Linked DNA regions of Homo sapiens: region 2 is linked to region 1. Evidence: chromatin contacts called from ENCODE Hi-C or POLR2A ChIA-PET data. All regions are on one chromosome and are shown on one strand. Each heading gives the region's core, a stretch centred on a gene start or an enhancer-like site at or near the end of the contact. The rest is flanking DNA. Distances are from core to core; before and after follow the strand shown. Region 1 overlaps STARD13 (StAR related lipid transfer domain containing 13). Region 2 overlaps LOC102723406 (a long non-coding RNA gene).

What was found. Hi-C counts contacts between places; a loop is a spot of excess contacts on that map. ChIA-PET counts read pairs that join two places held with the same protein, here RNA polymerase II (POLR2A). Pooled maps may share reads with other maps.
Region 2: a loop to region 1 is called in a pooled map, with 23 times the contacts of the local background. The contact joins two enhancer-like sites. A Hi-C loop is called at or near these places in 1 of 37 single-sample maps with no recorded cell type and 7 of 50 pooled maps. POLR2A ChIA-PET finds 5 or more read pairs at or near these places in 1 of 52 experiments (activated T-cell).

What each region holds. Positions count from the first base shown.
Region 1 is chr13:33,144,389-33,149,484 of GRCh38, reverse strand. All of the region lies in intron 3 of STARD13 (StAR related lipid transfer domain containing 13), which reads left to right. Among named protein-coding and RNA genes, the nearest start is that of KL, 130 kb to the right of the region's middle. RefSeq lists an enhancer at 2,318-2,617. Within about 2 kb of position 3,609, at least 3 of the 41 ENCODE cell types and tissues checked have a DNase peak (open chromatin) inside an H3K27ac peak, as active enhancers do.
Region 2 is chr13:33,609,184-33,613,796 of GRCh38, reverse strand. LOC102723406 (a long non-coding RNA gene) reads right to left here. Exons shown (of 6, transcript XR_007063750.1): 5 at 3,169-3,364; 6 at 2,019-3,030. It also overlaps a transcript of STARD13 not described here. Among named protein-coding and RNA genes, the nearest start is that of RFC3, 210 kb to the left of the region's middle. Within about 2 kb of position 3,241, at least 25 of the 41 ENCODE cell types and tissues checked have a DNase peak (open chromatin) inside an H3K27ac peak, as active enhancers do.

The DNA of each region.
Region 1 (5,096 bases), core at 2,360-4,859:
ACCAAGAACAGAAGACACATAGATAATTTTACATCAGTAATTTCAAAGTCCAAAAAATGAAATTGTTTTAAATGAATAAAAAAAGACTTCATTTTTAAAAATTGACTTTGTTTCTTAGAGAATTTTTAGGTTCACAACAAAACTGAGCAGAAACTACAGAGAGTTTTCATATATAGCCTGTTCCCACACAGGCACAGCCCCCCGCCCACTCACTATCAACATCCCCCACCAGACTGGTACATTTTCTAGAATCAATGAACCTACATTGACATATCATTATCACCCAAATTCTCCATAGTGTACATTAGGGTTCACACTTGGTGTTATATATTCTGTGGGTTTTGGCAAATGCATCCACCATTATAGTATCATAGAGAGTAGCTGCATTGCCCTAAAAATCCTCTGTGTTCCACCTTTCCACTCCTCCTCTCCCCAACCCCTGGCAACCACTGATCTTTTCACTATCTCCACAGTTTTGCCTCTTTTAGAATGCTATATAGTTGGATCATAGAGGATATAGCCTTCTCATACTGGCTTCTTTCACTTAGTAACATGCACTTAAGTTTCTTCTATGTCTTTTCATGGCTTGATAGCTCACCTCTTTTTACTGGTGAATAACATTCTATTGCCCACATGGACCACAGTTTATCCATTCACCTGACATATCAGTTGTTTTCAAGTTTTGAAAATTATGAAAAAGCTACTATAAATACCTACGTGCAGGTTTGCATGTGGATGTAAGTTTTCCATTCATTTGAGTAAATGCCTAGAAGTGCAATTTCTCGAGTATATGATAAAAGTGTATTTGGCAGTAAGAAGCTGCCCACTGTCTTCCAATGTGGCCATACCATTTTTCATTCCCACCAGCAATGAATGAGAGTTTCTGTTGCTCCACATTCCCACCAGCATTTAGTGTTGTCAGTGTTTTAGATTTTTACCTTAGATATGTGGTTGTATCTCATGGATGTTTTAGTTTGCAATTCCCTAATGACATGTGATGTTGAGTGCCTTTTTAAAGGCTTGTTTACCATATATTCATCTCCTTTAGTGAGTTGTCTGTTCAGATGTTTTGCCCTCTTTTTAACTGGGCTGTTTGTTTCCTTATTGTTGAGTTTTAAGGGTTCTTTATATATTTTAGCTAATAGTCCTTTAACAGAGATATCTTTTGCAAATATGCTCTCTCTGTATATAGCTTGTCTTCTCTTTCTCTTGAAAGTTTTTTTCTCTGAAAGAACTAAGTAGAAGTATTGAATTTTAATGAAGTCTGGTTTATCAGTTATTTCTTTCATGGACCAGGCCTGTGGTGTTGAATCTAAAAGGTCATCACTTTATTCAAAGTCATGTAGATTTTCTCCTATGTTATCTTTTTGGAGTTGTATAGCTTTGTGTTTACACTTAGGTCTATGATTCATTTTGAATTAATTTTTGTGATGATATAAGGTCTGTGTCTAGACTAAATTTTTTTTGCATTTGAATATCCACTTGTTGCAACAGCATTTGTGGAAAGACTACCTTTTATCCATCGTATTGCCTTTGCTCCTTTATAAACGTAAGTTGACTCTCTTTGTGCGAGTCTGTTTTGGGTTCCTCATTCTGCTCCATTTATCTCTTTGTCTATTCTTTCACCAGTACCATACTATCATGATTACTATGGCTTCATAGGAAGTCTTGAATTTGGATAGTGTCAGTCCTCCAGTTTTGCCCCTTCATTATTGTGTTGGTTATTCTGAGTCTTTTGCTCCTTCATATAAACTTTAGAATCAATTTGCTGATATCCACTGTTTTGGTTTTTTGTTTGTTTGTTTGTTTGTTTAAAACTGGACATTTTAAATATTGTAATATGGCACCTCTTGAAATCAGATCTTCTCTTCCCAGGGTGGTCATTGTTGCTATCTGTTTAATGAATATCTGGAACTAATTCTCTAAAGTCTGTATCCCTTGTTGTATCCACTGAAGTATCTACTCAGTTAATTTAGTAATCAGCAAATGATTGGACAGAGATTTTCTTAGATACCTTCAACCAATCCCTCAGTCTTTGCTGAGCGGCTCTTTGTGCATGTTACAATATGGCTTCAGCACTGCAGCAGGGAATTGATAACTCTGCCTTAGCCTTGATTTCCTGCTTGTGCAGATCATCAAGGTCAGCTAAAGGTGGAAGATTAGGGCCAGCTCAGGTCTTTCCTGGGTATACACACAGTTCTGCACATGTACTTGGCCTTCTAGATTCCTAGGAATACATTGGAACTTTTCTAAGTCCCCTATGGACATCTCATTCTCCCAGATATTCTTTTTAAGCTTTTTGGTTAGCATCTTGTTTGGCTCAACTGTTATTACCATTTCAGGCAACTGCCATGTTGACTAATTACTACTGACTGTCTTTGACAAACACCCTGGGTATAAGCTAGTTTCAGTAATGATTTGAGTCAGGTTAAATAAAGACAAGCGCTGTGAACTGGGGGTTTTCAGGGAATTCCCAGACAGCTCAGATAATGACAATTCTTTGGTAACGGAGTTTTGGGGAAGCTCAAACATGTTCTTCCCTCTCCAGTGGATGCAAGGCTACTAGTTTTCACAGCTACTCTGACGGTGATGCTGTTGATTTTCAAAGCTCCTGAAAAGCTGGGGAAAAGGGCATAGGAATAGGGTGGGTTTGAATGTCACAAAGCTCACTGTCCTTACATATGTTTAACCATTTTTCTTAAATAGACACTTAGTGTTACTTAGTTTGTTGGAAGCCCATATCAATTTACAGCTTTCTTAAAAAGTTGATTTTGACAATATCTGCCAGTACTTTTGTTGATTTTATGAAGAAGTGGGGTTTTGGAGGTTTTCACTTAACCTTTTTCACTGATGTCACTCACTTGCATTATTTTTTATTCAGCTTTATTTAAATATAATTTATATTCCAAAAAATCACCAAAGCATACAATTTGATTAATTTTGTGAAATGTACAGCTATGTAACTATCACCACAATCGTGACATAAAACTTTATTTTTTCAGCTACAGGGTCCTACTATGTCACCCAGGCTGGAGTGCAGTGGCGTGGTCTCAGCTCACTGCAGCCTTGACCTCCCAGGCTCAAGTGATCCTCTCACTTCAGCCTCCTGTGTAGCTAGGACTACAGGCACGTGCCACCATGCCCAGCTAATTTTTTTTTTTGAGATGGAGTTTCACTCTGTCACCCAGGCTGGGGTGCAATGGTGCAATCTCGGCTCGCTGCAACCTCCGCCTCCCGGGTTCAAGCAATTCTCCTGCCTCAGCCTCCTGAGTAGCTGGGATTACAGGCATGTGCCACCACGCCTGGCTAATTTTGCATTTTTAGTAGAAATGGGGTTTTACCATGTTGGTCAGGCTGGTCTTGAACTCCTCACCTCAGGTGATCCACCTGCCTTCACCTCCCAAAGTGCTGGGATTACAGGCATAAGCCACCACACCCGGCTTAATTTTTATATATTTTTTTTGTAGCGACAGGGCCTCTCCATGTTGCCCAGGCTGGTCTCAAACTCCTGGGCTCAAGCGATCTGCCCACCTTGGCCTCCCAAAGTTCTGGGATGACAGGCATGAGCCACCATGCCCAGCCGTGACACAGAACATTTTTGTGACCTCAAAAAGTCCCCCAGTGCCAGCATTTGGCAACCACTCATCTGTTTCCTGTCACTACAGTTTTGCCTTGCCTGAAATTTTTTTGATGAGTGGAATCCTGTAGTGTATGCTCTTTGTGTCTGGGTTCTTTTACTTAGCATAATGACTCTGAGATTCATGTATAGTGTTGTATGTATCAATAGTTAGTGCCTTGAATTGTTGAGTATTCCATTGTATGGATATACCACAATTTTTATATCCATTTACCAGCTGATGGACATTTGGGCCATTTCTACTTTTTGGCTATCTTATGATTAAAGCTGCTATGAACATTCAAGTACAAATCTTTTTACAGCAAAAAAAAAATTATAAAAAGTATAAATCTTTTTGTGGACATGTGATTTCTTTTATCTTGCATAAGTAGCTGAGAGTGGAATTGCTAGATCAAGTACTAAAAATATATCTAATTTCATAAGAGACTGCCAAACTGTTTTCCAAAGAGACTGTACGCTTTGGAAGTTTCAGTAGTTCTGAATCCTTGCTAATACTTAATGTTGTCAGCGTTTTTACTTTAGGTATTCTGTTGTGTAGTGGTGTCTCGTTATGATTTTAATTTGCATTTCTTTCATGACTGATGATATTGAACATCCTTTCATGTCTTCTCTTAGAAGTATCTGTTTGAATATTCTGCCCATTTGAAAATCAGGTTGTTTGACTTGTTACTGAGTTTAAGAATTCTTTAGGTGTTCTGTATATGAGTCCTTTATCAAATACATGTTTTGCAACTGCTTTTTCCAAGTAGAGAAGCAATTTGTAAGGTACAGGCAAACATCTGAGTTTAGGGGCAATAAAAGGACCCAGAGCTATAAAGTCAAATCTACTTAGAGTCTTCAGCTTTAGAAAATAATAAATAAACTTCCTGCATGTGTCAGAAAGTATAAAGCATATTCGAGTCTGTGGTATATAGAAGATGATTCCTTTGATGTCTTGTGTGTGTGTCGTAGATCAAAAGCTTTTCCACAGAAAAGCAGAATGGAGTGTTTTGTTTGTGCTTCCAAACCCTAATGGAAGAACAAGTTCACTAGATAAGTTCATTTTATAAATAACAGGCAATCCTCCCCTAAACAAACCTGTTACAGAGCCACCAAATGTGCAATATCCACCATTTTTTTTCACTTCACACCCACTCTTAGGTAGACATGCTAACACACGTGGAACAGACCAAAGAGACAGGCTGAGAGCCTGCCAAAGATGGTCTCAGATGAGATGATCAGCTTCCAACTCAGCATTGCCTGCTATATCTGACACTAATGAATGCGTAGTCAGAGGGTACATTGGAGGTGGTTGAAAATGAGGAGAGTCATTAAACGTATTTCAGTCGGTGAGCGACGTGAGAAAAAGTTGAGAAATAGAACTGGTTTCAGTGTAAAGTTTTAGAAGTGGTAGTGAAACCAATTAGGAGGCTGATGCCTGACTCTTGATAAACAACGACAGGAGACTGAATTAGGGCCA
Region 2 (4,613 bases), core at 1,992-4,491, 460 kb before region 1:
TAACATTTCTCCACCAAACACAAATCTGAGCTTGTCACTATCCGAGTGGCTCCCACGTCCACTGAAATCACTTTATGCTCAAAGCCTGTCCTGTCAGGACCTTCATTCTCTCACTCCTTCAAGAGTTTGACAGCCTGCAAGCCTCCAGACCAGCCCTCAAGCTTCCAGACCAATGGTGCTTGGTTATCCACTCAACATTCACCAAGGCCTGACTTTCTCCTTTCTGGGTGCTTGGCTAAGCCAGGCCATTCCTGCTGCCATTCGCCCTTCCTCTGGGACTCACCAGTTGCAACCCTATCTCTTCTCTCTTCCATTTCCCCATTCCTCACACCACCTTACTGCACCCTCAGGGAAAACTACTCCCTCTAATTCTGTGCCCACAACTTTGTTTGCACTACTAAGGTGACACTAATCACACTACTTTGCTCTGTGGACTATAGCTTCAGCCTGGGGAAAGATAAAATTTAGAGCAGAGTTTCGGGTGTCACTTCAATTCACTACTGTGTAAGCTTAGACTCACCCTTTCTGAGCCTCATCCACTTTACCTATAAAATATATGTAATAACATCTCCCTCTCAAAGCTGCTGTGGGTGTTGTGATATATGTGAAAACAATTTGGAAACTACACATGCAAAGTATTTTTATTCCTATTGGCTGCTTGAAGGCAGGAACCATCCTATTCATTTTTGACCTAACCCCCATCTCCAGTGCATGCCAGGATGCAGCAGAGCACATTCATTTCAGTATAATTCTGAGAAAAAGAGAAAGGACCCATTTCAACTCAAACTTAATACCACAATTTGAACTTTGAAGTTGCTCAAAAGAGTTCTTTCAGATCTAAAGAGGAAAAAATGACTGGAAGACGAGCCTTTAGGCAACTTATTAACTGTTTTTACTTGCATAACAGATTATCTGGGGGGCCACATGAGCCTTTGACAGAACATCTGTGAAGTTAGAACAGTCTTCGGTCTTTTGTGTACTCTGAGAAGTCCAGGCCACAGGAGTTTGCCATTCTCTGATATTTTCTGCAACACATTAAACTGTTTAATGCAAATTTACTCCATTCTAAATTTGCATGGGGCCCAGGAGCCCTTTGAGAGAGAGCTTGAGTGAGACCTTGGGTTGACATATACAGGGCTGTCTGATGGCCAGGGTGAATGGGTATATTCCCAGAAGGGGAATAGACAAGAGAAAAAGAAAACAGCCTCCCTGAAGTGATGCTTCATGGAGAAGTCTTAAAGGATGGTGCGGTTTTTGCAACAAGGTGTGGATGAGGCAGGGAGTAGGGGCTTCCAGGAGGCTGTGCCCCTGGCTTTCTTTCCCATCTTGAGTGTGGATCACCGTGTCTGATGATCAGACCGGTCAGGTTGTGCCCTAAACAAAGGCACACACACACAGGAAGGCATCATTCACATTGTAGGTTTGTGCACACTTTCTTTGCAATTTTCTGCCAGAGGAAAGTCAAGTGTCTTAAGGACTCGCCTAATTCTTACCAAGGCACTGTTGGAAAGTCAAGTGTCTTAAGGAAGGGGTGACTTTCCTAATTTTTACCAAGGCACTGTTTAGGGTAGGGGAAGCCCTGGCAGGGACCCTTGGAAGAAGAGGGCTGTCTATAGTGGAAAAACTATCACATTAGGAGCCCAATAGTTCTACTTTAGTTCAGTATCTTAGTTATTTTAGCCCCTTAGAACCTAACACAACACCTGGTACATATTTATTCAGTAAATTGGATTGATCAATGCCTATGGGTTTTTAAAGTTTTATCCAGGAGGCATCACAGATCTCATTTGTTCTTTATTCCTTTTGTGTTCTCTTCCCAGACTTGTGGTTTTGTCACAAGGAGATAATATTTTCAGCAAAAAATATAAACTTTCCCTCAAGACACAAATTAGAAAATATGGTGGTGCGGTCCCTGGTGAGGAAGCCATCCTTCCAGGCCCAGAATTTCCTGCCCTGTCCATTTCCAACTTATCATAAATACTTTCCTGACCCCTAAAATGCAGGACACTGATCAACTCAGTTAAGAAGTTTTTATTTCAAGCCTGCTGGGCTTTACAAAGGACTGCATTTGACTCTGGGCATGGATTCAAAGTCCTTTTGAATAAATGACCTGCTTATCTAGCTGTCAAAATGTGGACCTCACTGGCACTCTTAACTATAGCCCTGATTCAAGTTTATGTGCCAGAAACGGAACTTCTGTCTTTCAAATTCAACAAGGTCTTCAGACCATGGCCGCCTTGCACAATATGGACCAGCAGTTGCTATTAGAGCAACTAAGGGTATTTACGGTTTATTCAAATAATGTAGTGCAAAGAATAGGAGGTTTGAAAGCCTGGCGAGGAGTGGAAGAATTGACTTCCATAAATCTAGGGCCCTAAAAATACCTTTTTTGTTCAAGCGTTGGAAAGAATTTTGTCGACCTTTCTGCTTCATTGGCATTTCTTTACGTTTTCCTGGTAACCAGAGACAAGTTGCACAATCGGTGTGGCATTTGGCTCCTGATTCTGGGGGAGAGGGAGCGCTGTCTGCTTTTTCAGCAGGCCCAGCACAGTGGAGCGCGGAGCATTCAGCACTGGGGGAGCCTGCCAGCAGCTGGCCCTGCCAAACTAAACAGGAATCAGCGCGGACAAAGGGAAGATTATGTGGTGGAAAAAGGATACCCCGAATTAAGGCAGGAAAGCCACGTCAATTATATTTGGAAGCGGTGTCTCTCCCCCGGGTTACAAAGCCGTGTCTCTAAGATTTCTGAGGATGTTGCTGTTTCACCGAAAGCTCACCCACAAAAGGTCAGTGGGTGGAGTTCAAACAAAATGCTTTTTCTCTTATGACTTCCTGTGGATCTTGATATCTCGCCACAAGTCTTTCTGCCACCACTGTGCCCTTCCATGCACACTAGTCACAGCAGGAGGAGGACAGGAACGCGCGCCAGGAGCGGATTAGGGGACGTGAGCAGGCGACCCTGGCAGAGGTTCTCCGCGCAGTGGCCCGCGGTGGGCTGGGCGTGCTGAGCACTGCGTCCCTGCTTCAGTCCTGATCTCAGCGGAAGAAAAATAAAAACACAACAAAACTCAAACCAACAAAACACCTGGGATTTCCCGGCCACCAGCCCCAGTGAGTGCCCCCACAGGATAAGCTCTTACTAACTCCTCCTGGTGGCCCCAGGCTGACCTCTGCAAGGTTACTGTTGGGAGTTGAAGGCAAAGCGGCCTGGCCCACTGCTGGTGATACCCAGGCTAGGCTAAGTCTCCTGAGGACACGTGGAGGCTCAGCGCAGGCGCAGGAGCAGCGCGGGGCTGGGAGAACTGGCAAAGCCACCTGCGGTGCTGTGCCCAGGGAGTCCATGATTCTTCTCTCCTCCTGTCTCCTTTTTCAAAATGCAAAATAAAATGAGAAATTTTGTTTTTAACAATAAAAGTAACAAATATATCATCACCAAGATGTTTAGATGTTAGTATTACTGGAAACAACTTGCTTTTTTTTCTCCTTAAATAAGTAAGACTTTGAAGATACAGTAAGGCCCCACCTTCATCCCTCCCCTCCCCAGAGTGAACCTCCTTAAATTTGTCTATATTGTTCCCACGTGATTTTTCTTATTTTTTCCATGCATAGTTTTATTTAAATATGATCTTGCATGGTTTTTAAATTTATGTAAATGATATCCTTTAAATATCTTTTTACAATTTACATTTTGCACTTAACCGGCCACTTTAGGAATTTATCATTGTGAATATCAATGTAAATCTAGCTTTAAGATTGTTTAATAAACTTTTCAATAAAAACAATTATTTTTTAAATCGATTCTATTCAGGAGCATGACTTTTTTCCCCACTTTTTAAATTACAAAGAATACAATTAGCATGTTTGTACATTTACACTAGCACACATGCCTAGTGTATATGGGAGTAGACCCTAAAGAACGAAGAAGTAGAGGCCGGGCGCAGTGGCTCACGCCTGTAATCCCAGCACTTTGGGAGGCCGAGGCGGGCAGATCACGAGGTCAGGAGACAGAGATCATCTCCTGGCTAACACGGTGAAACCACGTCTCTACTAAAAATACAAAAAATTAGCCGGGCGTGGTGGTGGGTGCCTGTAATCCCAGCTATTTGGGAGGCTGAGGCAGGAGAATGACGTGAACCCGGGAGGTGGAGCTTGCAGTGAGCCGAGGTCCTGCCACTGCACTCCAGCCTGGGCAACACAGCGAGACTCCATCTCAAAAAAAAAAAAAAAGAAAGAAAGAAATTAGAAGTAGAATTCCTGGGCCATAGGTCAGTTTCAACATTGCCAAATATTGACAAATTGCTCTCCAAGAGGGCTATGTTAATTTTCAAGCTCACCAGCAATGATCAAGATTTTCACCAAAACTTAGTGCACCCGATTAATTGTATTTGCTGACATGACGGTTTCAAGTGGTACCTGGCCGCTTGACTTTTCAATTCCGTGAGAACTAGTGAAGTTGAGCATATTTTCATATGCTGTTGTCCATTTGAGCTTTTTGCTTAAGCTGCGTATTTACATACTTTGCGACATTTCTATTGTGTTATTGCAGAGTTTTTAAAATAAATTTGCAATTTATATGTGGTTTCTACACATTTTCCAGTATATGATTTTCCTTT